Regions from separate parts of the Homo sapiens genome. Here regions 1, 2, 3 and 5 are each linked to region 4. The links are chromatin loops, found by intact Hi-C in ENCODE. Cell type or tissue: PC-9. All regions are shown on one strand. Links, peaks and the distances in the headings refer to the core of each region. The heading gives the core; the rest is flanking DNA. Region 1 overlaps LOC105378740 (a long non-coding RNA gene). Region 2 has its middle 150 kb from the start of MIR4422. Region 3 has its middle 280 kb from the start of MIR4422. Region 4 has its middle 230 kb from the start of LINC01753. Region 5 has its middle 310 kb from the start of LINC01753.

The links. A loop is a pair of places that touch in the nucleus more often than their neighbours do. Peaks named below come from ENCODE experiments on the same cell type or tissue, not always from the same donor. Only the 100,000 strongest peaks of a DNase experiment are listed, where the experiment ranks them.
Region 1: a loop joins it to region 4, with 8 times the contacts of the local background. A loop is called at or near these places in 3 of 110 quality-filtered maps.
Region 2: a loop joins it to region 4, with 2.5 times the contacts of the local background. A loop is called at or near these places in 4 of 110 quality-filtered maps.
Region 3: it touches region 4 in a loop (3-fold over the local background); 2 of 110 quality-filtered maps call a loop at or near these places.
Region 5: a loop joins it to region 4, with 6 times the contacts of the local background. A loop is called at or near these places in 2 of 110 quality-filtered maps.

The regions. Positions count from the first base shown.
Region 1 is chr1:55,781,498-55,788,168 of GRCh38, forward strand. LOC105378740 (a long non-coding RNA gene) reads right to left here. Exons shown (of 3, transcript XR_947380.3): 3 at 2,164-2,713. Among named protein-coding and RNA genes, the nearest start is that of LINC01753, 160 kb to the right of the region's middle. In PC-9, for the core only: no CTCF peak of the experiment used is centred there; a DNase peak (open chromatin) is centred at 3,744; H3K27ac peaks cover 2,032 bases.
Region 2 is chr1:55,372,959-55,377,958 of GRCh38, forward strand. It overlaps the pseudogene MTCO2P34 and the pseudogene RN7SKP291. Among named protein-coding and RNA genes, the nearest start is that of MIR4422, 150 kb to the left of the region's middle. In PC-9, for the core only: CTCF peaks have their summits at 2,882 (motif pointing right) and 3,081; no DNase peak of the experiment used is centred there.
Region 3 is chr1:55,505,190-55,511,835 of GRCh38, forward strand. No RefSeq gene overlaps it. Among named protein-coding and RNA genes, the nearest start is that of MIR4422, 280 kb to the left of the region's middle. RefSeq lists an enhancer at 2,984-3,153. In PC-9, for the core only: a CTCF peak has its summit at 2,003; DNase peaks (open chromatin) are centred at 1,962 and 2,822; H3K27ac peaks cover 1,880 bases.
Region 4 is chr1:55,715,835-55,722,505 of GRCh38, forward strand. No RefSeq gene overlaps it. Among named protein-coding and RNA genes, the nearest start is that of LINC01753, 230 kb to the right of the region's middle. RefSeq lists enhancers at 4,125-4,625, 4,626-5,126. In PC-9, for the core only: no CTCF peak of the experiment used is centred there; a DNase peak (open chromatin) is centred at 3,207; H3K27ac peaks cover 3,544 bases.
Region 5 is chr1:55,628,664-55,635,334 of GRCh38, forward strand. No RefSeq gene overlaps it. Among named protein-coding and RNA genes, the nearest start is that of LINC01753, 310 kb to the right of the region's middle. In PC-9, for the core only: no CTCF peak of the experiment used is centred there; a DNase peak (open chromatin) is centred at 3,568; H3K27ac peaks cover 2,085 bases.

The sequences.
Region 1 (6,671 bases), core at 917-5,916, 66 kb after region 4:
ACAAATATTGCATTTTGTCCATTCAGAGAGGTCTATTGACACACCGCTTCCAAGTTTGTCAGTTTTCTAGTCATGTTTTCTTCCAACTCTGAATTATTGTCTACAGCTCATTAATTGGTATACCATATCTGGCCATTTCTTCTGAGCAAAGTCCACAACCAGGTACGGTGCCCAAATTTCTGCCCACTGGCAGGGTTTCCCTTTACTACTGTTCTTTATGTATATTCCAGAGAGAGCCTGTAGTACTGCCCCTGTTCACTTTCAGGCAGCTCCCACATTTTATATAGAACCATCTGCAAATGAGGCACAAATCTGTTCCTCTGTCAATTGATCATCGGGAACTCCCATGAGGCCATAGGTGCAGGCTGGGAGAGAGAGGCAGTATAGCCTGAGTTGGGACTACAAGCATTTGGGCCACTTCTTTATATAACCTACTTGTACCTTCAGGGCCTTCTTGAGCCTGATTACACACATATAACTTCCACTTAATGTAGCAGTGCTGTGCACACCTAACTTTATGGCTTGATGAGTCAGATAACTAGTGTATAATGGTAAGCTCAGTTGCAATGGAAACTTGGTGACTCATGGTCAAGTGTTCTATTTCTATTAAGACCCAGTAGCAGTCCAAAAGACATCTATCAAAAGGAGAGTAGTTATCTGTAGATGATGGCAGGGCTTTGTTCCAAAATCCTAAAGGCTTATGTTGCAAATCACCAATAATGCCCCACCAACGGCTCCAAACAGCATCTTTCTCCATTGGCATTTCAAGCACCATAGGATCCGCTGGATCACATGGCCCAAGTCTCAGAACAGCTTGCACAGCTGCGTGGACCTATTGCAGAGCCTTTTAAAAAATTCTGGGCCTCACTCCAAACTGGCAGCTTTTCCATTAATGTGGTGAATGGGCTGGAGTAACATGTCCAAATGACAGACACATTGTTTTCAAGATCCAGACAGGTCCATTAGACATTGTACCTCTCTCTTGCTTGTGAGAGGGGCCAGATACAATAACTTATTCTTCACCTTAGAAGGGATATCTTGATATACAACTGCAACTCTAAAGCTTTCCCTGAGGTAGAAGGCCCCTGAATTGTAGTTGGATTTATTTCTCACCTTCTGGTATGTAAATGTTTTACCAATAAGTTTAGGATAGTTGCTAATTCTTGCTCATTAGGTCAGCATGTCAATGTAATGAACAAATGGAATGCCCTGTAGAAGGGAAAGGTGGTCAAGATCCCTGGAAACCAAATTATAACACAGGGCAAAAGAGTTGATATACCCCTGAGGTAGGACAGTGAAGGTATATTTCTGGCCTTGCCAGCTGAAAGGAAACTGTTTCTGGTATGAACAGGTATGGATAAAAAGGACAGGTAAATAACCGTATACCAGGTACCAGGGGATGTGTTAATTGGCTGAAGCAATGAAATCACATCTGGTATAGCAGCTACAATTGGAGTTACCACTTGATTAAGCTTACAGTAACCTACTGTTATTCTCCAAGATCTTCTGTATAGGCTAAGTAGAGTGGAATGGGGATGTGGTGGGAATCACTATCCCTGCATCTTTCAAGTTGTCGATGGTGGCACTAATCTCTGCAATACCATCAGGGATGCCACATTGCTTTTAATGCACTATTTTCCTAGGTAGAGGCAGTTACAATGGCTTCTACTTGACCTTGTCCATCAAGTTACGGACAGGTCTTTGTTCTTAGAGCTCCCCAGATGTGGTGGGCCGCTCCCAAGATGGGGGCAGGCCTTTTGTTCTCTGACCTGGGGTTCTTGGCCTCATGGATTCCAAGGAATGGAACCTTGGGCCATGCGGTGAGTGTTATAGCTCTGTTAGAAGCCGTGGGTCACGGAAGAGAACCATGGAACCCAGCAACTAGTATTCAGCTCGATTAGAATGAACCCTGGGCCCTTAGCCATGCAGGAACAATGGTGAGCCTCTAGCCTGATCAGGAATGGCAATGGGCACCTCACTAGATCAGAAGCACAGCGGACACCCTGCCGCATCGGAGGGGTGGAAGTCAACAGCGGGTGTGCGACGGCGGCAAACAGCAGTGGTGGATGGCGAGTGAAAGCTCAGCTTAAGCCATAAGAAACATGGACCAGAAGAGAGTGTAATTGCAAGATTTAATAGAGTGAACATAGAGCTCCCATACAATGGGAGGGGACCCAAAGGGGGTTGCCCACCCCTGGCTCGAATGCCTGGGGTTTATATCCCAATCATTGTCTCTCCCTCTGTGTTCTCAGGTGATAGATGATTGACTGTTTCTTTTACCTCCTGCCTTTAGCTTAATTGGTATTTTAGTGAGCCGCTCTTTACTACCTGATTTGTCGGGTGTGAACTGAGTTACAAGCCCCGTGTTTAAAGATGGGTGTGGTCACCTTCCCAGCTAGGCTTAGGAATTCTTTGTCGGCCTAGGAAATCCAGCTAGTCCTGTCTCTCAGTAGCCCCCTCAACATGAAAACTCAAGTGCTATTGGGGAGGTTGGCTGATGATTGCTCTAACTGCTTCCTGCTGAATTGGGGTGTAGTAGGGGTTGTGCAGTTGAGATTTCCTCAGGAGGAGTGCCTTCGATGTCATCAACAACAGAGCATGGGCTAGCAAGTCGGTCCAGGGGTCTGTGGTAGATCTTAGTCATGGGCTGCATCTGGGGCTCCATTTGAAGAAAGATTTGTAGTTTTACAGCTTTGATTCTGGAAGAGACAAACTTAACAAGGAGGTTAAAGATACAGGGATGCAGAAAAAGGCATCCTTAAGGTTCAGGACTATAAACAACTCTGCTTCCTCTGGTATTTGGGAAAGCAGAGTATAAGGGTTAGGTACAGCTGGGTATAGAGTGACAACAGCCTCATTGATAATCCTGAGATCTTGCACTAACCTCCACTGTCCGTTGGGTTTCGGTACTCCTAAACTTGGAGTATTGCAGGGGCTATTGCATGGTTTCACTAGGCCTCGGGCTTTTAGGTCCTTAATCTTTTGGAGTCCTTGTTGGGCCTCGGGTCTAAGGGTGTACTGCCTTTGGTAGGTAAAGGAGGTGGAATTCTTTAGTATAACTTGAACAGGATAGGCATTCTTTGCTTGTCCATATTGTCCTTCTGTTACCTAGACTTCAGGATTAATTCCTTCCTTAAGCAGGGGACAACAAACGGGTGTTCCTTTTCCTATGTTCAGGTGTATAATGGCCTCTGCTTTTGCTAGAATGTCTCTCCTTAACAAAGGAGTGGGGCTTTCAGGCATAATTAGAAAGGCATTTGAAAAGAGTAAAGTTCCCCAGTCACAACTTAGTGACTGGGAGAAGTATCTAGTGACTGCCTGTCCTAGGACCCCTCGAATAGTGACAGATCTGGAGGACAGTTGTCCAGAATAGGAGAGTAAGACTGAGAAGGCTGTGCCAGTGTCCAGAAGACAGTTAACCTCCTGACCCTCAATGGTCAAGTATACCCAGGGCTCTGTGAGGGTGATGACATGGGCTGGCGCTTGCCCTGGTCACCCTCAGTCCTGCTGCTGGATCATCTGGTTAGTGGCTTCTGAGTCAGAGGACCTTCATCCCCTGGGGCAGTGGACCTTCCAGTGATTCCCTTGACATAAGGGGCATGGAAGAGGGGGAGGCTTATTTCTATTCGGACAATCTTTTTAAAAGTGTCCTTGTAGACCGTACTGGAAGCAAGCCCTATTAGGCATTCAATTTGCCCAGCCTTTCCCTGTTCCAGAACCTCCAAAGTCCGCTTGCCTGAGGGCCATGACTACAGTGGTGGCCTTTTTTTTAATCCTGTTTGTCCCGTTCCACCTGCTCTTCCTGATCTCTATTATAAAAAACCGAGTTTGCCAAGTTCAATAGGGTTTCTAAGTTTTGCTCTGGGCCTAAGGCAGACTTTTGAAGTTTTTTTCTAATGTCTGCAGCTGACTGAGTGATAAACTTTTCTTTTAAGATTACTTGGCCTTCAATGGAGTCAGGTGACAGAGAGGTATGCTTCCTCAATGCCTCCCTTAGTCTCTACAGAAAGGCGATAGGATTTTCTTCCTTTCCCTGTGTTATAGTGGACATCATTTAATAATTTATAGGATTCTTCCTAGTTTTCCTTAGTCCTTCTAGCATGCAAGTTAGCAAATGTCTGCGGCACCAATCTCCATGTTCTGATTCTGCGTCCCAGTGAGGGTCTACATTGGGAACTGCCTGCTGACCTGTGGGGAATCATTCTCTTTCCTGTTGTCATTCTTTCATTGACCTGACTGAGATACCAGAGATCGCAAAACTCTTGGGCTGCAGTTATGGTGGCACTTCTCTCATTTGGGGTTAGTGTCTGATTTAGCAGTAACATCTCTCTCCATGTCAGATCAAAGGATTGTCCTAACCCTTGTAAAACATCAATATAGCCATCAGGGTTATCTGAGAATTTACCTAGGTCTATTTTAATTTGCTTTAAATCTGAGAGGGAAAAAGGTACATGCACTCTGACTGGGCCGAATTCTCCAGAATACATCTTGGGTGCATTTTTGCCATGAGAGGGAACATTTCACATCTGAAAAAAGAACATAGGGATGGCAGCACACCTAGTCATTTTCTGATGAGCATTAGTCCTAGAGCATCCTCTATGGTCCTAATGCTTATTCATTTCCAAGGTGTGTAACAACCCATGGACCTCTGCTTATCAGATTAGTTACACTCACCAATGTAGCAGTCCTGCACCTGTTTTCCCGCCTTTCTTGACCACAAAGAAAGGGGTCCAGGCTGCTAGATTCCAGTGGTCCTTTACCAGAGTGCCCAACATTGCCTTTGCACTCAGAGGCGAGTTCTAGAGCTGAGCTGGTTTCCTGAGTATTTCATAACAACCCAGCTGCCCCATCAAGATGCATTCCCGTAAACAACAGTTCTTACACAAATTCATTTCAGAGAGGGTGTAGGTAACCTTTTGAGTCAGGATTGAGATGGAGTTTTGATTCTGTAAGTACTTTAAGGCTTGGCTGAATGCAAACAGCTGGCACGTTTGAGCAGACCAATTATTTAGGCAATTCTCCTAACTCTGCTTCCACTAGAGTCTCCCTATCAGTTACTGAATACCCATTGTGTTTTTTTTTTTTCCCTCAATCACCCGGGAGGAAGCATCTATTGTCCTGTCCTGAAGGGAATTCTTCCTAAGTCTGGTTGGACCTTTGTATGGTAGTGAAGATTTAAATCCTCTGTTAGGAAATCTGCCGGGTTAAGGGAATTTTCAGTGGTTAGTGTTAAATCACCTTTTTCTAACAGAACAGCCCCATACTTTAAGATTTTTGAGTTAGTAAGCTCCCGTTTTGCTTTTTGACTTAGGATAGTTCTGAACTGGTGAGCTGTGCTCACAATGAGGTTTCCTCTAAAGGTTATTTTTCTACTTTTAGCAAAGCAGTTGCCGCTACCGACTGAATGCATTTGGTCCATATGCGGGTTACTGCGTTAAGGATATTTGATAGGAAGGCTACAGGTTGTCAGTGGTCTCAGTGTTTTCAGGCTACGCCCTTGTTTACACCAACAAGGTAGTACTGGAGTGTTATAGAGTCATGGAGAAGACCTTCAATTATCAATTATAGGTTTTAAATTTACCCTGGCTTTTAAAGGAATAGGGCACGCTTTTTTCTTTACTACTTCCATCTTTTTCTTTCTCTCTTTGACTCTGTCTCTCTGCCTCTTTCCCTCTCTCTTTTCTCTCTGTCTTTGTAGATGGATTTTGGAAACACAGTGGAAGGACATTTGCTCATTGTCCCCATTTGCCACTATAGGAATATGGGCCTCCCTTTAATTTACTCAATTCGTTTTCATCCTGATCTAGTATGTTGTCGTAGACATAGTCCCAGTTGTTAAAGTACTGGGTCATCAGTTCTAAGGCCCTGGCCAAGGAGCCAAGGCTTGGAGATTGTATTGCAGAGGTGTAAGCTGGGTAGAAATTGGGGGAGAACATCTTACACATGGGAGAACAATCCTCCTAGCCATTTACAAATGTGGGGCCATGGCTCATAATAGAACTTGGAGGCTTGGCAAGGGTGGTGGGGAACGGGTCCCACATAACTGCCCATGTCGAGAGCTATATACCTAAATTGGGAGGGTCATCAGGGACAAGACTCCCTGGGTTCATAGCCTAGATGCCTAAGGACACAGCATAGAGCTTCCCTAGATCCCTTTGGAGATACAACTTGCTCTAATACTTGGGAGCGGAAGTAAAAGTCTGAAGCATTGGTACCTAGGAGGCAGGGATCACAGGAAGTAGATGAGAGGTAAGGAGAATTTTGGGGCTACACTTTCAAGAAAGTCATGGTTGGGACCCAGGAGGTATGGGTCAGAAGAAGTAGGGGTACACACATGGGAGTAGAGACTTCTGGCTGCACCATGATCCCAATTGGCCAATTCTGAGAGTTCAGGACGACAGCTTTCTGCCTCTAGTCAGCCCTCAGCTTCCCCCAGGAAATTGTGAAACTGGAAGCTGGTTCCAGACAGACTAATGCTCCCAACCCAGAAGGGTTGGGGGTTGTTAGAAAGCCTTTTCCCAGGAAGCCTCACACCTGAGTCCGGCGGCCATGCTAATCATTTCTAACCAGCCGACCAGGTGCCTGGTATTTTCCTCCAATTCTAAGGAACAATAGGACAGAATAGCAAGTGAAAGTGGTCTGATATTATTCACTGCTTTGGAGAATCCCCA
Region 2 (5,000 bases), core at 1-5,000, 340 kb before region 4:
GGATTACTTGATTATCAACTTCAAGTAGCCACAGTTCTCCTGGTTTTAAGTCTGTTGTAGGAATTACGGACGAATCAAACTTTAGGTCTCCATAATCTGTGTATTCATAGCTGCAGTATCATTGGTGTCCTATAGTTTCGATGGTAAGGGAGGGGTTATAATTTCATCTATTATATATAATATACATAATGATGAAAGAGCAATTAAAATTAAGATAATGGCAGGTAAAATAGTTCATACCATTGTGTTTGTGTGAGTTTTAGTTGTTAATATCAGGGAGATAATGTAAAGTACTAATGAGCTCATTAAAAAAACAATTATTAGGGTGTGGTCATGAAAGTGAAGGAGTTCTGTGATAGGTGACATAGCATCTTGGAAGCCTAATTGAAATGGATATGCCCTGAAGATAGAAAGGGTTCTAACATGTAAATTAACTTTGGCAAAGTTATATGATTATTTTACTATAGTAACTCTTAACCGAGAAAGTCATCGTAGTTACGAAGTTGGCTTAAACCCAGTTTTGGGAGGTTCAATTCCTTCCTTTCTCTTCTAGGCTTTCACATAAACAGGTTCTTCAAATGTGAGATATGGTGGCAGGGAGCTGTAAAGTCATTCTAGGTTTGTAGTTGATAGTTCAACTACTGAAACATCTCGTTTTGAAGCAAAGGCTTCTCAGATTATGAAGATTATTAAGCTTGGCCTCCCAGCTAACTTTAGTAGACAAGTCCTGGAGTGGTTTCTGATTGGCTAGGTTTGGCTATGTTTGGCCTTGCCCATATCCAAGCCAATCACTGTGGCCAGGAGAGAATATTATGATTGGCTAGGTTTGGCTATGTTTGGCCTTGCCCATATCCAAGCCAATCACTGTGGCCAGGAGAGAATATTTTGATTGGCTAGACTCAGGTCACATGCCCTCAATCTTGTGGCTAAGCGGGTAGAAGACTGACTAACAGCCCCACTTAGATTTCATGGAATGGAGCAGTGCATTCTTTCTCTTAAAAGAAAACCAAGGAGTTACGCATGCTCAGCAGAAGGAGTTTGGGAAAGCCTTTTGGGAAGAAACAAACCTGTAGATACATACTAACTCCAGCTACATGAGTGGGTAGCAGGCAATTTGGCATCATACAGCTCACACTTTTATCATCACAGAATTAGATTCAGGCCCTGACAACCCTTAAATTCTATTCTTATGAGTAAAGAGCTCAGAACGAATGGCACTGCACTGAAATTCAAGAGGCCTGCAATTGTCCATTCATTTTGAGTAATATGAATCAAATGAATGGCAAGATTGGCTGTTATTCTTCTCTGCTCTTGGCCTCAGTTTACTCATGAAGGGGTTGATCTTGTCACCAGATGTTCTCTCAAAGTACACTTCCTCTCTGACATCCCCACCCACTCCAGTGCCCTAGAATTTCACCCCAACAGGCCCTGAGCCAAGCTTACGTAGCACCAGCAGGGCTCAGCACTGTCTACCTACCTGGGGAGGCTGTCTCTGAGCTGGCTTGTTGCCTTAGAACTGATAACTAGGGTGCTTGGGGTGAGCTCCTGAACCCCAGCCTGCTCCTATCCTTGCCATGTTGGCCCCATCTCTTGGTTGGGTAACAAACTTGTTTCTCTCCATCTTCACCAAAAGAACAATTAATCCCAAAGATTTGAACTGATAGCATGCTTTTATAACTCACTGAATCTGGTGTCAACGAGGCTCTGGCCCTTCTTCACGTAGCTTTAAGGGGAACCACTTGGAATGCCCACCCCAAAGAAGAAGCACATCCGCAAATAGTACAGAGAAAAGGAATCTTCTGGGCTTTAGTGCCATCCAGGCTGATTTCTTTGTTTCAAGCCCTGCTCTCTCCTTCATCCCATGTAAAAGCATTGTTTGATCAGATTTTTTTCACCATTGCAACCATTCCCCAGTTGCCATTGGCTTCTTTACTGAGCAACATCTGTGCCCTGGCCTCCTCATTCCTCTGAAGAATGCGCTTTTGATGGGTAAACAACAATTGTAGCTTGTTTTCTCTAGTCCCATGGGACTTGGGGTTATTCAAGTTTAGAGATACACAAAGACTTTATAAACACCGGGGATTTATAGCCACGATTGGCTGTGATTGCTTTGTTAGCTCATAGCACATGCTGGGTGTGAGGGCCTGATTCCGGGTTGGGCCAAGGAGCCTGAGCTGCGTCTGCCTCAGACACCTGTAGAAGATGAAGTTCAGCAGGAGAGAGGCAGTTACTCATCCTCCTGGCTCTGCGTCCAGTGACTTCACCGCCAGAAAATCAGCCCTAAGGCCCTTGCCTAGGAGCAGGGCAGGAGAGAAATCGATATTTCAGTCATTGCCGACACTGCCAGCAAAAACAGAAAGGGAAGCGAGGGACGTGGACATTTTCTGAGTACCTAACTTAGAATTTTGTTTCAATTTCACAATGTCCTAGTGAAGCCACTATTATCCCGCTTCTGTCTAAGAGAAGGAAACAGGCCCTATTGTGCAGGAGTGAGGCCCTTTTGTGGACACACATGTGGATTAGTGCTGAGCTCTGCCTATCTCTGGTCCTCTCCCAGTGCTGCACCTAGAACTCAGAGGGCAGGTGACAAGGCACTGGGCTGAAATGAAGAGGCCACGCAGTGTGTCCAGCGAGCCTGGCACTGCTGGCCCTGCTGGCCCTTAAACCCACTGCTCCAATTCTTGGATTCTGGTTATTAGCCCATAAACTGGAGCAATTAGGGATCCTGAGGATCTGGTGGGGTGGGAGAGCAGGGAGACAAAAGGCAAGGGGAGCTGGCAGGGGATGCGTGCCAGGATGCCCGGTGCCCCTCGCCCACTGTGGGAAAACAGGGCTCGTTTCTGGAGCAAACCCAGAGAGGCTTGCTCTTTCTTCTCCACACCAATAGGGGGCAGCAGAGAGCAGTAAGCATCTAGTCTTAGTTCCCCAGAAAAGCTCACTTTTGTTCCATTTCTTCAGTTTGTGATTTGGGCAAAGTCATTCACTTTTCTGGGCCTAAGTTTCTTCATCTAATTGGGGATAATAAACCCTTCACAAGGCTTTTGAGGCAATAATTAATCCCAAAGATTTGAACTGATAGCATGCTTTTATACACTGCACCTGGAGTTAGTGAAGCCCTGGTCCCTTCCTCATGTAGCTTTAAGGTGAACTACTCAGAAGGCCTACCCAAAAGAAGAAGCACATTTGCAAATAGTATAGGGAAAAGGAATCTTCTGGGCTTTAGTCCTGCCCAGGCAGTCTAGGCAGAGATCATGGATTTAAATCACTTTGTACATCAAATATAGGTCCTCTTAAATTTTAAAGCTTCTCAGGTCTGTTGTCTTGTACATAAATTTCCTTTAAATTCTTTCTAGAAGTAAGGAGACTAGGAAAAATCAAATACAAATAAAAATGAAGGCATGATTGTTGTAAAAATTTACCTGATAGTTGTTTTGAGAAAACAAATTTTTTTTAAAAAAAATCTTGGAATTATTAAAAACTTCTTGGAATCATAATTGGAAAGGGAGTGACATTCATTCACTTGAGAAATGCCTACTGATTGTCTCTACATGCAAAAACAGTTCAGACACAAAAAGCTCCTGCCCTCATTGAGCTTCCATTTAAGTGGGAGATGTAGGCCTTGATTGCTTGAATTTAAACATGTGTGCATGAGTGTACCATTAAGTTTGGAGATTCTAGCAGGGGAGTGCAGCTACTCATATATCCTTGACCAAAGCCTGGTCCTCCTCTGCCGGAGATGGTCGTTCTCTTTGACCGAGCACACAGCTTTGGGAGGGACTCACATGGAGCGGTGAGGGAGGAAGGGGACACCCGCCTAGCCAGCCAGGTCAACCAAGTCATCCCTGGCAATCAATGGGGTGACAGATGTCACAGCCAGATCACCCCCTCACATCTGAGTGTACCCTTAAATTATTTAATTTTTTAAGTGTTAATAAGAAAGACTGACCACCCCAAGAATGTAGATAGGGAGACCTAACCCAGAACTGGAGAGTCAAAGAAAGTGATGTTCAAGCTGAAATATGAAAGATGGAAGTGGAAGAGGAAAATATGAAAATATGAAAGAGGCAGTGGAAGAGGAAAAACTGTTCCAGGCAGTGGGCACAGCAGGTGCAGAGGCTCCAAGGAGGGACAGTAATAAGGAAGGGTGTGTCCTGAAATGCCAAGAGTACACCTCACCTAGACATAGACATTGAATAGTCATGACTTTTCTATCTAAATGTGGAAAAATGACCACAGAAATATTGGGTAGATTGAAAGTATAGAATTTTATTTTTAAATATTCATTGCAGATCAAAATTAATATCGTCAACTTTAGGATCATAAAGATGTATTTAGTGTAATTTTCTATGCTCATATGATAATATTTGGCATAAGGATAATGAGTTAGTGGAAACTGATTTTCAAGAAAAATTATTTAAGGACTATACTCTTAAAACGGAGTTTTCCTCTTGAATTTTCCATTCTGCCTCTCCTGACCGTGATCTCATCAGTGGCCCTGATTTGCTTTGTGACCTGGTCCCAGTGTATTTTTCTATATTTGTTTCTCACCACTCTCTCCTTTCACTCTCTCTGTTCTACACAATTAGGCCCCTGCGTGTTTTCCTCAGGCCCTCACCTCCCAGCTCCCATACCCACAGCCTGACCCTTCTCCTGGCTTACTTGTCTGTCTCTCTCTTACCTCCTGAATGCGATCCCAGCCATCCTGCAGGCCCATGAAAAACGCTACCTCCTCCTTCCTGGAACCTAGCATCGTATGCCCAAAGCACACTCCCTGTGGCCACTTATGACAAGGAGCACATGCCTGTCTCACATCAAGGTCATCTCTGTCTGTACCTGTCTCTCATTAGACTGTGAGTCCCTTCAGGGCACAAACCACATTAACTTTGTGCCCCCTTTCAAGACTTAGTACAGTGTGGCTCACACTGTCATGCATGTCACATCTAGTAGGTGCTTAATCCCAATTTATACCTCCCAGGCCAGCTGGGAGGGGCAAATGGGGG
Region 3 (6,646 bases), core at 1-5,000, 210 kb before region 4:
GGCATTGTCCCTTGCTTGAGTTACACAGTAGTAAAACCACCAACCTCTTGGAGCCTTAGTTTCCTTACTTTTAAAGTTGAGAAGAAAATACCTAATTTATGGCATAGTGATGAAATTTAAATGATACATAATTTGTAAAAAGACCATAACACTATGTCTGGCCCCCCCCAAAAAGTGTTCCTTAAATAGTACTTTATGCCACTAGTAATAGTACTACTACAATAATAACAAGGTAATAAATGCTGTCCTTGGAGTATATACAATGCTGTAAAAACTCAAAGGTATGAGTGTCTGAGGGTGGGTGGAGGTGAGAGAGGAGTCAAGGAAGACTTCATGGAGGAGGTGACATGACCTGAGACCTGAAAAATGGATTATGAGTTTTCCAGGCAGAGAAGAGAACAAAAACCTTTCCTGTTAGCAAGAACAGCCTATGCACAACTATTGAGTGTGCATGGTCAGTGTGGGGGCAAGGGGATGCCTGTTTGCTATCTGCTCACAGGGTACAGGGTGGGAGGAGGTATGGAGTGGGGATGATCTTCTGGCCTCACTGTGAACCTGCACTGATTGAACCAATCCATTCTTCCTCTCCTCCTCCCTCTTCCCTTTCTCATGTCTGCTTTTAGAACATTTTCTTACATGCAGATTCGTTAATGCATAGGTAAGTTTCATGAGGGAAGGAACTTGCCCTGGGTCACATGGTGAGTCCCAGCACCAGGATCTGAGCTCAGCACTCTCCCGTGGAGGCTGTGGCTTTTTCTTAGCTCCTCTTTCTCCATCAGAGCTGACTGTCCACCTGTCAGATCTGCTCATCTTTCCACCCCAATCCTCTGCCTCACTCCCTACCCTGCCTGGCCAGAGGGTTCACTCCTGTAAAGCTCTATTAAAAATCTTTTATGCCACCTTAGTGCAGCCTCCCATCTACCCTATACCATATGCGGGCTTGTTAATTCCTTAGAGGTATACTTATGGCACAACTTTGAGACAAAGGCACAGGTACCCAGGGAACAGCTGCTTTCACTCTGGAAAAATGCCGATAGGTGTCTACTTTCCAGAGAAGGGGCAGGATCAGCAGAGAGTTGGAAGCATGCAAGGGAACAAACATCTTGAACACCTACTATTGCTGAAGACTGTGCTGGGGACTCTTACAGCTGAAACTTGGGTTCAAATCCTGACCATGTTACTAAATATCCCAGGCAAATTACTCACATTTCCCAAATCTCTTTTTCTTCATGTGTAAAATGGATAGTAATGCCGACCTATTCCAGAAAAGGAAGATCAAATCCCCTAGCTGCCTTTGAGAGTCTAAGATTTGAATATTCCCTCTTATCTGCTTAGATTTGGAAGAGACTCTTAGGTTGAACACATGATTCCTTTGTTCATCAGTTGAATTATCTCACTGAAGCTGTGGGGAGTGGGAGAAGAACACTGGCCCTGGAGTCAGGGCTAGAAGCCTGATGCTCTGTCTGCCAACTTGGGAAGGTCTTTATCAGAAGAGAAAATGGATTCCAAGGGGAGCAGCCCCTGCTTGCTCCTTAATGTGCCTGGGAAAGGGGATGCTCAGGCGCAGTGAAGAGACCCACTCAGGTTAAATAAACAGCCTGGAAAAGCTGGAGAGACAGGAAAAATACCCCAGAAGCCTCCTCCTTCCTCAGAGCCGGGTTTGTGTCATCTGTTCCTGGGAGGGGCACACCTTCAGGGAAGGAGCCCTGGACTTGGAGTTAGCAGATTCTACCACCTACCAGCTGGGTGTCCATAAGCAAGTCACTTAACCCCTAAGTTTTCCTCATATGCCATACAACATTCATGTTAATTTCTGGAGGGAAGAATGCTCCGGAACACAGTGAACAGTGTGTAAATCCTACCCCCAAATACCCTTTTCCCCAAGGATTGCCACCCAGCCCCAGGGCACAGCTCAATAAAGTTTCCATAAAACTCAGCTTCTCTGAGTCCAGCTTCAGAAATTACAGAGAGTTGATTCATCACATTGTTTGAATTATGTCAATATGAAAATACAGAAAACCCACAGGGAGTCAGCCTTTTCCCATATATAAAACAGGGTTACAATCCTGTATAAACTTTTAAAAGATAATAGTTTGTATCATATGCATATGATTGAAAAAATAAAAGGAAAGAACAAGAAAAGAAAAAAGTACACATTGGCAAACAATGTAATTCAGGCCGACACCCTGGCTTGGGACTCCCCCTTGCCCTTCTCCTGCTCTTCATTCCTCATCTCCGTAACATCCCCCATCAGTGCCCTGGCAGCAGTAGGCTGGGGCTTTTCTGTGGCTTCAGAGTCCTGCTGCCTCCTCAGGATCCCTGAATTCATCCACTCTTCCCCATCTCCACCGTCACAGCCCACACCTGGGCACCAACATCCCTGACTTGGACCATGGACCACCTTGCAATGAATTGCATTATGTCCACTGAGGCTGCAGTGAGGAGGATAAATGCGGGTAAGAAGCAAGTTGGGGCACATTAATCTGTGCATGTCTGTCCCCAGAGAAGACCTTGAAGAGGCCCTTTGGAGGTGTCAGGATGGAGGTGGAGCCCTTGGACAGCTCTGCCCAGCTCCCCACCCTCATGATCCACCCCTCCTGCTGCTTCTCCTTTACTCTCTCCTATGCCCTGAATTGCTCCTCTCTGCTCTCTCTGCCTGCAAAGTTCTACCCTCTAAACTCCCCTGACCCTATTTTACTCCCGCTGTGCTGTGACTACCCTACTTCTCTTCCCCACCTCAACCCAGGTCAACTCCTTTTGCACTATGTTACCTCTCTCCCTTACACAACAAAGAAGTGATTGTAAATCTGATGAACCTGTTTTCACCTCCAAGCTGTGAGTTCCACAAGTGCAATGACTAAACTTGTTTTGTTTCATCCTCATATCTTCAATCTTAATAAAGAGACTTTGTTTTTTTGAATACAGAGTCCTCCTCTGTTGCCCAGGCTGGAGTGGCATAATCTCGGCTCACTGCAGCCTCCACCACCTGGGTTCAAGCAATGCTCGTGCCTCAGTCTCCCAAGTAGCTGGGATTGCAGGTGCACCACCATACCTGGCTAATTTTTGTATTTTTAGTAGAGATGGGGTTTTGCCATGTTGCCCAGCCTGGTCTGGAACTCCTGGGCCCAAGTGATCTGCCCGCTTTGGCCTCCCAAAGTGCTGGGATTACAGGTGTGAGCCACCACGCCTGGCCTTAAAGTGACTTTTTACATGGTTGACACTGAAACAATATTTGCTGAGTTGTGATGATAAACATCTAGCCCATTCTCGGTTCTGTCACTATTGATGCCCAAAGTTACTTCAAGACAACCCTACAACCATTCTCACCTGTAAAATGGGTACAATAATAACTACTTTGTGGTGGCATTATGAGAATCAGAGAAAAATTTGTAAAGTGCGCTTCACATACTTATTGATTTCATTTATGGAATGCCTACTCTTATTTTGAGGGTTTGAGGACAGAAAAATAATAATTTTTTTTCTAACACTGTGACCACCAGTCATGATGAATTTTTCAACATGGGCTAATGCCCACCAGAGATGCACAATAGCAAGTTCTTGGATCAGAGTTCTGTTTACACTTGGATGGTGAAGGAATATCAGTTGTTAGTTTTCAAATGAGACCTCCTCTTGGATGGCAGCACATGAAAGAATTGCCTGGGCACGGGTCCAAGGTTCTGTATGCAACATGTGTGGATGTTCAAATACAATTTCATTTATGCATGACCCCACCTGTCAAGATCCCACATCCAAATTAAAAATACAAAAGATTAGCTTTTATGGCAAAGAGAATGATAATAATTTGACAATATTAGTATTTGAAGTGATAATTTATGATAAAGAGAATAATTATGTACCATATTAATTACAGTCATGTAATTAATTGCATTAATTACAGTCATGTAATTAATTGCATTAATTACAGTCATGTAATTAATTGCATTAATTACAGTCATGTAATTAATTGCATTAATTACAGTCATGTAATTAATTGCATTAATTACAGTCATGTAATTAATTGCATTAATTACAGATGCTTAATTACATGTCCATGGGTTTCTTGTCTGAGGAGTCAACCAACAACAAATAAAAAATATTTGGAAAAAAACAAAAAAACAATATAACAAGAAAATACAAATAAACAACTAATAGTGAATAACAACCATTTACATAACATTTACACTTAACTAGGTATTATAAGTAATCTAGAGATGATTTAAAGTATACAGGAGGATGTGCATAGATTCTATGCAAACACTATGCCATTTGATATAAGGGGTTTGAACATCTGTGGATTTTGGTATCTGTGGGTGGTTCCTGGAACCAATCCTCCCTGGATACTGAATGATGGACTGTATTCCTTCCCCTTCTGTCCTTACATGGTCAACATTTTGTAGGGAACAGCAAAGGTGGTTTAAGATAAGACTCTCCTGGACAAGCACTGGAGAATTCTCTGGTTGCCAATCTTCTTACGAAAGCCTCCTAGAATTTTGGATTTAGGTGAAGCATTTCAGATGGTATCTTAAGGAATTCTTGGCAAAGTGTGTTGGCAGGTGACCTACAGGCTTGAAGATTAAAAACAGACTAAAAGATTATTAAGAGACTCCCTCCCAATGGCACACAATGTTGTAGTTTAAACTGTGCCCACGTACATTATCTTGTGTAATTTTGATGCAAAACTCTTATACGGTACAAGCTGGGATTATCCAACCCATTTTACAGGTGAGGAAAGGGGCTCATAAATTTGCCCAAGGTTGATCAGCTAGTGAATGGCGCTTCCAGGACTTAGCCTTGGTTTTCTCTCTCAAAGCCTTCTTTTTATTGTCTTACATTTACTTTCCTCAGGCAGGGCTGTGTTCCGAGTCCTTACTCTTAGCCCTGCCTTGTCTCTCAGTCTGGAGGTCTGAGGAGGGAGGGCTGCTTTGTACCTTCCCCACCCTTCTGTCCCTGTGAGTCCTGGTCTCCTGAAGTCTGCCCTGCCCACTTACCCAAGGAGAGCTCATCAGTCTTCTTCCATACTTGTTCTCATAGCACTTGTTCATCAAGCATGCTTTTGTGTAACAAATAGGTGCAGGGCAGTGTGGTTTGAGCCACAGAAAAATAACTTATCTATTTGTAAGTTTCTGCTTAATAACATGGTGTCAAAGGAGGGTGCTAGGTGGGGATGTGTCCACAATAATTAAAATCATTCTATGGACTTTATTTCTCATAACTGTGCACAGTAAGTATTCTTTTCCCTGTTTTATGGATAATGCAGTGCATTACAGGAAAAAGCAGATCCTGTCTGCATAGGGAAAGAGACTAGAGCATTTATTAAGTGCCTAGTATGTGCTAGTATTTTGCATATTTACAACTTATTAAATCCTCAAAACATCCTACGGAAGAAGATAGAAGTGATCCCATTCTACAGGTGAGGAAATGGAAGTTTAGCAAAGTGAAATAGCACGTTCATTTACCAAATAAGTGATAAAGCCCAAAGCCCATGATCTGGCCTAGGCTGAAATTTCAGGAAACTGCCCCCAAACAGAAATTTCTGCCCACAGGGCCTGTCTGATGAGAGGAGGTCAATCCAGACTAGAACAGCCCAGCAATCAGAGTACAGCCGGCAACTTTTAGACAAGGAAGAAGCCAGGGAATTAAGAGGTGTCAAACAAATAGGAAACAATTGGGATGTAATTATAAGGAAAATGCAGGCAAAATTCCAGGAAGCCAAACTCTTATAGAGTTGTTTACAAGGGAAGTAGTGGGAAAGCCATGCTCTGGCCTGAAAACCACATGTTCTGGAGAAAAATATCACATAGAATCACAGAAACCCTTTCAGGAAAAGGGCTTTCATTTATTTAGTTGATCAGTTCAGGCTTATTGAGCCTCTACCATGAACCTGTCCTCTCCTTGGCACTGCAGATTCAAAGTTGAAGAAGACTCAGTTTCTGCCCTCAAGTCACACATGGTTGAAAGGTCATGGAGAAAGAGGACACGTGTTACCATGGAGCACTGTGTGCCTACCAGAAAGTGCAAAATCTGAGGAATCACAGAGGATGGAACAACTCTGGGAAACCTGGAAAATCAGAGAAGACTACACAGAGTGGGTGACCCTTATAGGAGGAGAAGGCGTTCTCCAAATTAAGATGTGGGCAGAGCACATTCGAGGCAGAAGGATGAACACAGGCAAAGACAAAAAAGCAGGACTGTGGATGGCAAATTCAGGGACAGTGGGCAGCCATGGATTAGGTGCATGAAAAAATATATAATGTGGCTTTTCTGACTCTAATGCCAGTGTCACCCAGTCCTATGCTTGGAACACAGAGCACAGATGGCACAAACAGAGGCTGCTAAAAGAATGGCAAAGTATACAATGGAGAATCAAGCCCTTTGCTGCCGATTGATTTCCATTGAGCATTTCATTTCATCCGATGTTTCAATCAGTGCCACTGCAAGGAAACCCTTCAGTTAGGATGCAGTGAGGCAGGTAAGAACAGTGGCCTCTGGAGTCAGCATACCTGTGTCAGAACTTGGCTCTGTGGTTTACCAGTTGTATCATCTAGACTCTCTGTGCTTCACTTTCTTCATCTGTCAAATGGAGATAACGATGTACATACCAATCTCCTGGGACTGTTGTGGAGATTAAACTCGTGTTTATATTAAG
Region 4 (6,671 bases), core at 900-5,899:
GGATATTACTCCAAATACTGATGCCACACATTTGTTTCTGTATTACCTTGGATAAGTTACCTTATCTCTCTGAGCACCAGTATCCTCATCTGGGACACTGAGGAATCAATGATGGCCCAGTGACAGAGGTAACGTCACCATCATTTGACTGAGGATTTAATCTAATTAAATCCAAGCCTAAAGTCTTTTCTTGCTTCTTCCCCTAATCTTAGAATCCTAACCTTAATCACTGCTCCCCCATCCATTTAAAAGATCTCCCTCTAGCTGATTGAGAGATGTGGCTAAAAGACAACTCTTAGTCTGTCCCTGGCTCCCTTTTTCTACTGCTAGACCTTTGGAGGTGTTTCCCTTCTGCTAGGACTTTCTCCTATTGCCACTGACTGACTCCAGCCCCAGCACTGCCCTATCCTTTCCCCTCTGGGAATGGACACGTGTTATACTGACATCAATGATCTCAGTGATTTATAAAGATCCAGCACAGGGCCACACACCATCAGTGACCCCCTTCATGCCCACATTGACTCCCTTGCATTCTTTTGATAAGAGTCTTTTCTTGGAATCAAACCCAGGAGCAGTTTCCATTTGCTCCCGTATTTCCTGTTTGAGTGGTAACCCAGTTGCACTTGATAATAGTTAATATTGTCCTACCTAAGAATCAATGAAGAAACAATTTTGCCCCATTTACCCAGCCACTGTTGGAACCTGGTTAGTGTGGGAGGTAGGAGGAGGTCGATGGAGCACACAGCTGCATCCTATTTCCTTTTATTCCATGACTTATTTGGGCATACCAGCCTGCATTTAGCCAACAAGTATTCTATTCTGGTAAAGGACTTCAAGTTTAAGGACTGCCTATTGGTTAGTAGGAGCCAGACCAAAGTGGATTCTTGAATGTCAATCAGAAGCATTGAGATCTTTGAATTTTCACCTTCTTATTGCCCATGATACTTATAGTCACAGAGCCGCCTCAATTTGTGTGCATAGCAATCTAGTTTCAGCATGCTGTCACTGAAACTTCTAACCACAGGGATCTTGGGAGACCTCTGCCTGAACTTCTGTGGGTAGAAAAGGAAGATAGAGCTCAGAGAGCAGTTGTTTATGAAGGTCTTATGGCAAACAAATCTGTACTATCAGGATTTCAAGAAGATTTTATATGATTTATTTAAATTCTAAGGGGTGTGCTTGTGTGTGGGCAGTTACTGTGATTGTAGCTGCTACTGCAGCTACTACTATTACTGCTATTACTGTTATTACTCTTATTGATAATGTTAATATTAATGACAATTGAGAAGTATTAATGTAGTGGTTAAGGTGATGGTCTTTGGAGCTGGAATGCCTATTTCAAAGCCAAGCTCAGTTTTCTTATCATGTATTTGGAATGAGGATATTAGCAGTATTTATTTCATGGTATGGTTCTCAGAACTCAGTGTGTTTATATACATGAAGAGCTTAGGAAAGTATTTGGTTAGTCAGCACTATATAAGTTGTCATTCCTGGCATGATGTTTAGTAGTATTATCACTGTGTATAGTCATGACTTATCTTCAATTTTAAGCAATCTTTAATTGATACGGAGAATCTATGAACACTCCAAATGCCTAGGACTGTCCTGTGCATATTGCCGTAGCATAGTGTGAAATTTCCTGAACTTTTCAGGCAAAGAACCATGCCCGAGAGAAATAGAAGAATAAAAAAGTACTCAAGGGCTCATGTTTCTCAAACTTGGAAAGACTTATGTGGGGGAGGAATGGTGGCTTGTCAGTGCTATATACAGAGTTAGAGAATAAAGACAGCATGTTTTTACAGAATATCACATTTACTAGGAAAATGTAAGTAACATAACATTAGGTAATATTGAATCATCCAGAAATATCATAGAATAAAGGTAAAGTTGACATAATTCTTAGATAATCCATTGGTCTTGGAAGGACTCTTATAGAGATCTGTTTCAGGCTTTACCTTTAGGACCTTCAGGAACACTTGATCACTTTTCTGTGCCCTTAAGGGTCCTTTGGGAATAATGTTTGAGAAGCACCAACCAGCTGTACCCTCTGGGGAGTGATAACAGAAGGCAGAGTATGAGCATGGCCTTGAATAGTAAGCAGGAATTCTGCAAGCAACAGGGGTGGGAATGGGCCATAGCTTTCTGAGAACAATGTGCTCAGGGCAGCATTTTTTGAAGATCATGTTGGCAAGTTATAGTGGAGAAAAGGAAATAAAAGGGATTAGAGTCAAGGGGACCAGTTCAGAGGCTTCTGTAGTCATTCAGGAAGTAGGTAAAGGTGTCAACTCATCACAGAAAACTTTTCATGAGGATATAGGGTGCAGGCTGGGAGATATAAGGTAACATAGGAGTGAGGACCATGGGCATTTGGGTCACTTCTTCACATAACTTACTCATGCTTCCAGGGCTTGTTTGAACCCCATCTCCTATACGTCACTTCCATTTGATGGTAGAGTGCTGATGAACACACCCAACTTTATGGCTTGATGGGCCAGACAACAGTCAGTTCATCCTGGGAAGCTCAGGTCACATGGTAACTTGTAGCCCATGGTTAAATGTTCAATATCTACTAAGGCCCAGTAGGGAAAGCCAGATGAGTGGATATGGAGGGGGAGAGAAGGAAAACAAAGTGAGAACAGTGTGTTGGGAGGTAGGAATGACATCAATCCAAAGGTAGAAGTAAGCCAATGTGCCACTGGCCTGAGACAGACAGTGCCATATGGCTGGGGAAGCCTTCAGAGTGTATAATGTTGGGGAAGTAACAAGACATAAATTTGTATTTTCCTTTTTCACATTTTAATTAAAATATGCTGGGTGTGGAATAGATATTAGAGACAGTATTTTAGAAGTTCAGAGAAGAGAGTGATAGCTTTGGACTAGATGTTGTGGAGAGGTGGAATGGGAGAAGGCTTCCAGAGGAGATGGCACTTGGCCTGAGCCTCAAAGACTCAGTAGGACTTGGAGGGAATGAGAGAGCAGTGCAAACAGGGGAAAGGCATTGAGCCTGGAGTCCTTAAAATAATGCAACTTGGCTCCTGACTTTGATTCATGGGGGAGGAATTCACCCAAGGCCATCAGCCAACTGGAAGAGCTCAAAGGTCAAGGACTGTACATTTTTTCATAGCATTTCTCATTTGTTTGAGCTTAAACGAAGCTGAACCCTGCAGGGAAATGAGCACATGTTACGCATCTCTAAAGCCAGGAGGCTTCATGGCCAGGAAACTATGCTGGTCGGATAGTAATGCAAATGACTAATGCACCCTTCTGAGGTCTCATGTGGTTTGAGACCCCAGGAATCTGGGCCAGGCAGGAGACACATAGGCGGTGGCTCCAAACGAGAATGAGGGTGATTACACAAGAGGCAGCTCAGTTTGGTGAAGTGTTGTTCTGGGAATCAGGAGTGAGGTTTGCTCTCCAGTGTCCCTGAACAGGCCAGGTTCCTTCTCTGGTTTCAGTTACCTTGTGAATGTCTGGCTCTGACATACTAGGGGGCTATGGAAGACCTGGCAAATGTTTAGCCGTGTCTGCATCCTAATGGCAGATGTTAAAATCCAACCACATAGCCTTACTTGTTGCTCCCTAAACACCCGCTTTATACATCACTATGCCTTTAAACATTAAGTTCCCTTTACCAGGACCAGGCTCAGGGACAAGTCACTGTGCACATCTTCCTGCTCCCCCTTTAAGATTCAGTTCATTTCTCTTTGACTGGGAAGTTCTGACTCTCACAGACAGAGCTGGTCATTGCTGCCTTGTGCCTCCACAGCACTTGGGAACACAAAATTTGCCACAATTGGGATCTTGCAAAGAAATGTCAAAGGATTATCTCTTGTTTTTCTCCTGTGGGCTTTTCAAATTCAGGGAGGTCTTTGACTTGGGCTTTTCAGATCAGAATTCTCAGCCTCTAACACTGTGCCTGCCTGGAAAAAGGGCAAATCAATGAGACACAATATTCAGAGAAATAAAATTGTTTCTAATGAAGTTGGAGAGACTAATCTGTTACTTGGGTCTGTGTGAGTGGGCAATCTTTTCACCTGCTTGAGAGTTAAAAAAAAAATCATGAAATAGCCTCCCGATTTACTTTTCTTTCCCAGATTTGTACGTTACAGGTGCAATATTAGAAAGATCACAGGGCACAGAGTTAGACAGATGTGGGTTCAAATGCAAGGTTCACCACTCGGCTTGTTATGTTTTGTTAGAAAATCCACTTAACCCTCTGAACCTTTTCTTCATCTATAAAATTCAATAATATTGACTCCAAAAGATTAGTGTGAGGATTAAGTGAAGCAGGATACATAAAACTAGCATCATCAAAGGTTTTAGAAAGTATGTTAAACACCTACTGTGTGCCAGTCTGACACCAATAACCTTTGGGGAATCCTAATTGTGTATCTTGAAAGTCAGGCAAAGTAGAGCTTTGTTCCCACGCAGAGGACTCAGAGGTGAATTTACTTTCTTCCTAATCAGGAAAGAATTGCAGATGGGTGGGCAAGGTTGGGCCAGCTTCAAGCCTGGCAGATAACCAGTTAGGCTTAGCTGTGTCTATCCTGGTGCCAAAAAATGCTCATCCACAGAGCAGGGCTTTATCCTCAGGGAACGAGGGAACAGCTGCCCCCAGCTGTGCTTGCCACATGTTACTTTGCTTTGTTGAGACAAGCACTGCATGTGACCTGCTGCCCAGCAATGTCCCTTCCTCTGAGGCTGGCAGGGGCTCTTTCCAGAGCACCCCTCCTCAAAGGGACAAAACAGTATGATTCAGGTAACAGCCACTGATCTACTCTTCAGCACCAGGCTGTTTGATCTGCGCTTGCTCACTGAATCTTCAACTAGCTTAAGAAATAGCCACATTGTGCCTATTTAATACACGGGGGAACTAGTACCAGCAAATCTGTGATGCTAGAATTATTTGATTTATCTCAGCTTTAAAAACTGAATTCTTTCTTCTCTATAGTAGCATAGAATGGGGAGATTTGTACTTCATCTTCAGAAGACATTAATAATCACAACACAATAATACAAATTACAGTAATAGTTAACATTCACTGAGCTATTATTAGGCTTTTTTTTCATGAGGCAGAGTCTCACTATATTGCCCAGACTGGAGCACAGTGGTGTGATTTCGGCTCACTGCAACCTCCACTTCCCAGGCTCAAGCATTCTCGTACCTCAGCCTCCCGAGTACCTAGGATTACAGGAGGATTACAGGTGCCCACTACCAAGCCTGGTTTTCTTTTATTGTATTTTTAGTAGAGATAGGCTTTCACCATGTTGGCCAGGCTGGTCTTGAACTCCTGACCTCAAGTGATCTGCCTGCCTCACCCTCCCAAAGTGCTGGGATTACAGGTGTGAGACACTGTGCCAGCCTAAGCAGTGGTTTTCAATGGAAATTAATTTTGCCCCCCAACCCCTGAAACATTTGAAAATGTCTGAGACATTTTTGGAGTGCTATGGCATCTGGTGGGTAGAGGCCAGTGATGCTGCTAAACATCCTGCAGTACATAGGACAGTTCCCAGCAACAAAGAATTGTCTAGTCCAAAATGCCAGTTGTGTGGATGTTGAGAAACCCTAATGTAAATAATTTCAATGGATTATGTCTTTTCATTTTTATTAAGGCCAGGCATGGTAGATCACACCTGTAGTCCCAGCACTTGGGGAGGCTGAAGTGGGCAGATCATGAGGTCAGGAGATAAAGGCCATCCTGGCCAACATGGTGAAACCCCATCTCTATTAAAAATACAAAAATCAGCTGGGCATGGTGGCACATGCCTATAATCCCAGCTACCCAGGAGGCTGAGGCAGGAGAATCACTTGAACCAGGGAGTTGGAGGTTGCAGTGAGCCGAGATGGTGCCACTGCATTCCAGCCTGGCGACAGAGCAAGACTCCATCTCAAAAAAATAAAACTCAACAAGGTAGATATAATTTTGTCCCTTTAAGACAAGAAATCTGAAACATAGAGAAGTTAGGTTCTTCTTGCAAGATGGCACCAGGATGTAGTGATACTAGGAATTTGAACCCAGGGATCCTGAGGCCAGCACTCCTGACCACAACAGGGCCATTAGCTCATTTGAAGTTCCTCAAAGTACTCAATAGATTGCCTGGTGCTTACAGAAATGAAGAGGCTGTCCTGTGAAAAGATAATCAGGGAAGTCCTCCTGAAAGGAATCCTGAGCTAAACTCAGACTCCTCTGAGTCCCACACTGCAAGTAGGTGGCAGGCTTTGGGCCCCATCCCACCCTTCATGCTTCTCAGCCGGGACCCTCCACAGGGTCATGCTGTGTTCAAATGAGCAAATGGATGCGAAAGTGCTTAGAAAAGGACCATAGCTATAGCAACATGAGGGATAAATATGACACATTGACTTTTCACAGGAGAATGCCTTAAAGCCTTTAAAATGTACACATCTCTACAATCTACCTAAAGTGAAGTTTTCATGGGTGAAGGCTACAGTAGGGGAGACTCTTCAGGCAATAAAGTCTTCCATATTATCACCCTCTCTAGCCCAGGGCAAGCTTCCATCTATGGCTTAATGCTCATTGTCAATCACGCACAAATGTAATCCTATTTAGGTGGCCCCAAAGCGCGTGTGAACTGATTTTCTAAACTAATTGGACAAATTTGTTTTCTAGATTGGTTTTCTGGGGTTTTGATGGCTTTATTCTTTGAGTTTT
Region 5 (6,671 bases), core at 940-5,939, 87 kb before region 4:
TATTTGCACAATGATGAAATCACCTAAGGATGCATTTCTCAGAAGGTATCCCCATTATAATGCTATGACCTACACTGATAGATTTGGGTGTCATGCCAGTGCCAAATTCTTATTTAACAAAGGCTTCTAGTCAACCCTTTTAGGTGTGTTTCAAAGAAATTTTCAATGTAGTGGTACATAAAATAAAGAGTAAAATATTAAAAATGCTAGCAGTAGTTACCTATGGATAGTAGAATTAGAAGTGATATTTTTATATAGACCTATATTCAGATTTTGTATGGTGCTTATACAAAAAAGTACTTCTTGTTGAGACATATTTCATTCATAGAAATGACTGTATTATGTATATATCAGGTATAAAGAAAAATAAATCCTCATGTGATTGCTCCTTACTTTTAGAAACAGAAATTCTTTTGAAGCCCCCAGTATGCTTCTCCTCTACTGTATTCTTCTCTTCTCTCTCAAAGGTCACCATATTCAATTACCCAGAATTTATGTTTATCATTATGTTGCTTTTCATTATGTCTTAATAAGATATCTTAATTTTATATTGATATAATTAATTAGATATTAATAATTAGATATTAAGATGTATAATATCTTAGTTATATCTTAACAAGGTATAATGAAAAGCAACATAATGATAAACATAAATTCTGGGTAGTTGAATATGGTTACCATTGGGAGAACCATTTATTAAGTAGGCCATCTTTCCTACATTTGTATGCACCCAATATATTGTGAACATTTATATACTGGGCCCATAATAAAGGTGTCATATTGTGTATATTATCTTGAGACTTGTTTTTCCTATTGAGTATTATGTTTTTGAGATTTATCTACATGGATACATGAAGCCATAGTTCATTCATTTTCACTGCTGCACAGTGTTTTATAGCATCAATTCCTACTCTATCCATTTCCTGTGACAAACATTTGTACTATTTCTGATATTTTAAAATTATAAACAATGCTGTCCTGAATCTTCGTAGGAACATCTCTTGCCACAAAAGTTTAATAATTTCTAATACCTTGTTCCTTATTTCCATCTGAGATCTCATCAAAATGGTCTTTACTATCTGTACTTTTATCAGCATTCTGGTTATGAGCACTTAAGTAATCTCTCAAAAAATTCAAGCTTTCCCTGCAGACTTTTTCTGAGCCTTCACCAGAATTGCCCTTAATATTCATCAGTTCATGGCAATACAGGCTATTTCTAGCCTGTCCTTCCAAATTATTCCATCCACTACCCATTACCCAGTTCCAAAGCTGCTTCCACATTTTCAGCTATTTGTTGTAGCAACAAAGCCACTCCTGGTACCAATTTCCAGTCTTAGTCCATTTTTGGCTGCTATAATATAATATCATAGACTAGGTAGTTTATAAAAAACAGAGATCAATTTTCTACAGTTCTGGAGGCTGGAATGTCCAAGGCTGAAGGACTATATCTGGTGAGGGCCTTTTTGCTGCGTCAAACATGATGGAAAAGCAGGTGGGCATACGAGACAAGAGAGAAAGGCACTAGCAACCAAACTCACTTTACAGCAACCCACTCTTGTTATAACTAACCTGCTCCTGTGATAATAATATTAATTCATTCATGAGGGCGCTGCCATCATGACCCAATCACCTCTTATTAGGTCCCACCTCCCAACACTGTTGCATTGGGGATTAAGTTTCCAACACAGGAACTTCTAGGGAAAGCATTCAAACCACAGCATAGACCAAGTTGCAATGTATTCAGGATGGTATCTGGGTTCTCTGTTCTGTCATATCAGTCAGTCTATCCTTGCTGTATTACTTCAGTGTGTTAATGCTATATACAGCTTTTTAAGCCATCTGATCCGATAAAAATTTATATAATCTAGGTACAAATCTTTTTAAGTTTCATAAAAACTTCCTGTTGGAATTTTGGTTGAAACAATTTGATACTATAGATTACATTCAGGAAAATGACATCTCTATGATATTGACTTTTCCTATCCATGAACATAGTAAACATTTACATTTATTAGTTTTTTCTGAATTGTTTTACACTTTTCTCCCTAGAGGTCTTGTATGTATGTACACACATCTCCCCCCAACATATAATATATACTTTATGCATTTTATGTTTGAATAGATGCTACCTTTTCAAAGGTTACTTATTTCAAGTGCCTCTTCAATCTTAATTTGTAATTCACTTTTGCATATTGATGTTATATCAATCACTTTAGTCTCTTATTATAATAATTGGCATATTTTTTCAGTTTCTGACAATTGAAAATTACCAAATACACTATGAGTTTTCCTTTTCTTATCGTTTTTATTTCTTTTCTTGACTTACTGCATTGGTTAGGACCAATATTGAATAGGGAATTATTGTTTTGTTCTTTTCTCCTAGCAAATTGTTTCTAACATTTTACCTTTAAGTATACTTTACTATAGATTTCTGATAGGTAACTTTCATCAGATTAAAAAAGTTTTCCTCTACTCCTAGTTCTATAAGAATTTTAAATTATAAAACTATTCTATTTTATTGAATATTAAAAATATTATTGGGGTTGATAACCTCTCTTTATTGTTAGTAAAATGAATTAATTATGTCAATGGGTTTTAGATACCAAGCCAAACTTGCATTCCTGAGATAAATGAAACATTATCAAATTGTATTATGTTTTTTATTCATTGCTAGAACCAACTTGAAAAAATTGAGTTTAGAATATTTGAATCTCTGTCCAAGAGTGGCAGTGGTCTGTAATTTTTATTTTTCATATCATCCATGTCTGGATTTGGCATAAAAAGTGCACTAATCTTATAAAACTAGTTTGAGAGTATCCCTCCATCTGTTCTCTTAAGGAGTTTATATAAAATTGTAATTATTCCTTGAGAGTTTGGTAGAACTTATTAAAATCATCCATTTAAGCCTGGAGCTTTCATAGCAGCAACAAGATTTAAAAACAGTGACTCAATTTCTTTAATAGTTATGTAGTGTTTAGGCTTTCTATTTTTTTTTGACTTAGACAAAATGGATGAATCATCAAGAGATATAATAAAACTAAGAGAAGGTTAATTTCTAGTATTGCATAAACCAATTAAGGGGAGGAAATCTATGAGTACTATCAAATGGGCAGTGCAGGCCTGGAGCAGTGGCTCACATCTGTAATCCCAGCACTTTGGGAGGCCTAGGCGGGTGGATCACTTGAGGTCAGGAGTTTGAGACCAGCCTGAGCAACATGGTAAAACCGCATCTCTACTAAAAATACAAAAATGAGTCTGGCATGGTGGCGAGTGCCTGTAATCCCAGCTACTTGGGAGGCTGAGGTAGGAGAATCACTTGAACCTGGGAGGTGGAGGTTGCGGTGAGCTGAGATTGTGCCACTGCACTCCAGTCTGGGTGACAGAGTGAGACTCTGTCTCAGGAAAAAAAAAAAAAAAAAGCAATGCAAAATGAAACGCTGGTATTTTAAGATACTTCTAAAATTTATACTGTCAATCCTAAAGGTATAAATGAGGTCAAGATGTTGAGCATATTTTACAAAAAATCATGAGTCATTCTTATGCTTTGCATAACTTCTAATGTCTAAAAATGATTCATAAGAATCTTCGGGTTGAACATAGAACACTTTGTGACATAAAAGAAGAAAATAGTCTGTATGGGTGGGGACAAGTATATGCTATGATGAGTAGATAATTTTTTAGTGATATGACTGGCAATGAATGAACTCTTAGAATCAAGGGAATGTAGTCCTCGTTATTCATTAAAATGCCTTGTATTTTCTCATATCTCTGCTCTTGAGTAAGCAGTTTCCTCTTTTCATCATGTGATAAACTCCAATTTTAAAGACTCAGTTCAAACTGATGTCTTCTGTGACAACATTCTGAGTGCTCTCCATGTACACTGAAACCCACTCTATCAATAAGAGCAAAAACCCCTAACACAGAAATATTTGTTCTGAGTTTTTGGGTTGTTCTTCCCCATCAGGCTGTAAGCTCATTGAGAAAGGGTCATATCTTAATAACTTTTGTGTATCCTGTAGACAGTGCAATGCTTTACAGAAGGCGGCCAATTACTTTTCAGTAATGTTTAATAACAAATAAGCTGTTTATGGTCATCTCCTACTTTCTTGATTCTTTTATAACTTACCTGTCAGTAATCAGAGATCTGCATCAGAAATGAAACTGAATATAAAATCTTAGGAGATCATTTTTCTCCCTTTTTTGAAATCCTTTATTATCTGGCTACTCAAATTTGGTAGCTGGGAGGTTAGGAAGGGATGGTGGCAGGCCTTCTATTTCTCCTGTTTTCATTCTGAGCAAGATCTTGCTTGTTCTGGTCTGGTGCTGTTGGATTTGATTCCTGTCGGCCTCCTGTAACCAGACCTGCAATGTAATCTTACACCTAATTAGGCAGTCCTGCAGCAAGCCCTGACCCTTGCCATTTGAAGGATGATTTATTTTTCTTTGCTGTGCTCAGCAAAGTAGAGGCTGCAAAGTCATTCGGGAGGTCAAACTGCTCTTTCCCCTGCTCTAATCAAGTCCTTCCAGCCTCCTGCCTTCTTTGGCCCATGGATGGGTACTTCTTTCCAGAGGCCCCACAGCAGATATGGGTGGGCAGAAGGGTGGTCTCTCAGTGTGGCATTCAGAGGGAGACAGGACAATACTTTTGTCTTCTGTCGAACTCGTCAACATGGATTCAATTGTATCTCTTGCCTACTTAAAATCAATAGATAGCTTCCACAAACTCTTTAGCTTGGGTAGTCACCCCTCAAGGTCCTGCTCTTACCTTTTTCTCCAACACTACCTCTCAGAGTATAAATTCCTGGGAAAAAATGCCATACAGCTGAAAAATTGTGTAGTTCTTCAAACGATAGTCCATTTCGGGTCTCCTACTTTGAGCATAGTGTTCTTCTGCCTGGAATGCTCTGTCTCTTCATCTTCTTCCTCCTCAATCCTCTTCAGGTAGTCAGTTTAGTATGACTCTTCAAAATTCTGTTTGTGTCTCCTTCTCCTGGAAGCTTTCCAGGATTGCCCCAGCCTGGGATAAATTCTATTATTCCTTACTCTCACTGCATTCTGTTGCATCATTATGTAAGGACATATATCACATTATATTTTAATAGTTGATTTAGAGGTTTTATCTTCCCACGGAGTATAAACTCTTAGAAACTAAAGAAAAATGCTGTCAAAGTGCCTAGGTAGTGTCTCTCACAGAGTAGGTCCTAGGTAAATATGCTAGTCAAATTAACAAGTCAAAGAGGAGTTGAAGGGAGTCCAGATGTTGTGTAAAATGCAAGAATGGGGCTGGGGAGAGGCCAGGCTGACCATGGAGTGTTGGGCAGATGGGAAGGCACACTGTTGAGCCGGGGGTCATCTTGGGTGCTATTTACCTAATGGCGGCTCTTAGGAAAGACAATGACTAGAGCCATTAGGTCTGATGGCTGATCGCTGGGCCAGGATCCTAAGAAGTGAGAAATAATGGAATAATGGCAACTTTATATCCTGAAGGGAAGTATAAATACTGGATAGAAAAGGAACTCACCTAAGGGGAGCAAGTGGGTGCATAAAGTTGATCTTGGATACAGATTGGTGGTGAGCGAGGAATAATAGACTGAGCCAAGTCCAAGGCAGGGTCTTTCAAATGGTCTTCTGGTGTGAGCTCAGGGAATTACGTGAAGTTCCAAGGGAGATGGGGGCTGTGGGGACCTGAAAGATGAAATCAAGGTAAAGAGCAGAGCCACTAGAGATGCTATTGGGTACCACAAGTGTCTGGAGTTTCATACACTTGAGAGGAGGGTACTTTTCCTACATTAGAGGCTTGTATACAGTGACTGTTGGAGTGAAAGGGTGACCTGCTCCTAACAGCCATCTTAAAATGGCATATTCACCATGGCAAGACAATCCAAATTCCTTGTAAGATTCAGCACACAGGTGCTAGTCTCTACTTAGTTCTGAACCAGTTCCTTGACCTGTATTTATACCTGGTTCCATGTTGCTCCTAACCCTGTTGGTCTCCGACCTTTGTGAGGTTCTTCTGTTTATCCAGCCTGCCTCACTTGTTTGACTTGACACTGCACTGCTCCTTCTTGGCTCTGATCCCAGGCCCTTGGCAGTAACTCTGGTTGTCTACTCTACTGGGCCTCTTCTTACCTCTACCAAACCTCCTTGCCAGTACACCCCAATCTCACTACACCCTTTCCTTTGGCTTTATTCTTTCTTCCCAACAGACTTCCCCAGCCCTCTAAGTGAAAACCAGAGATGGATTAATGGCCTCATGTCAACACAGATAATGTTATGACAGCCTATAACCTGTTCTTTGAGCATTAAACCTCTTATGAAACTTCTGCTGAAGGAGAGGGCATGACTGGCCATGCTTATGTCCTATGCCCTGCCCTTCTGGCCATCTATTGAAGTATGGATGGGCACCTGCCTCAAAGGCAGATTATGCATAGGAGGAGACTTAGGAAACCAGATTGTCCTTGAGAGAAACTTAAAAGATAAAGTGAAACACTGGTGAGTGGTGACTAAGCAGAGAAAACTGGAGGGCAGAGAGGGTTGGGAGATTCTAACAGGTTCACGTAGAAGTAGACGCCCCATGGCTGTATCTGTCCCTGTTGATGTTCTGTGAAGTCCCACTGTGTTTTGATTCTATGCAGCGCTTAGGTACCCCTTTATTACCACGACAGTTTTTG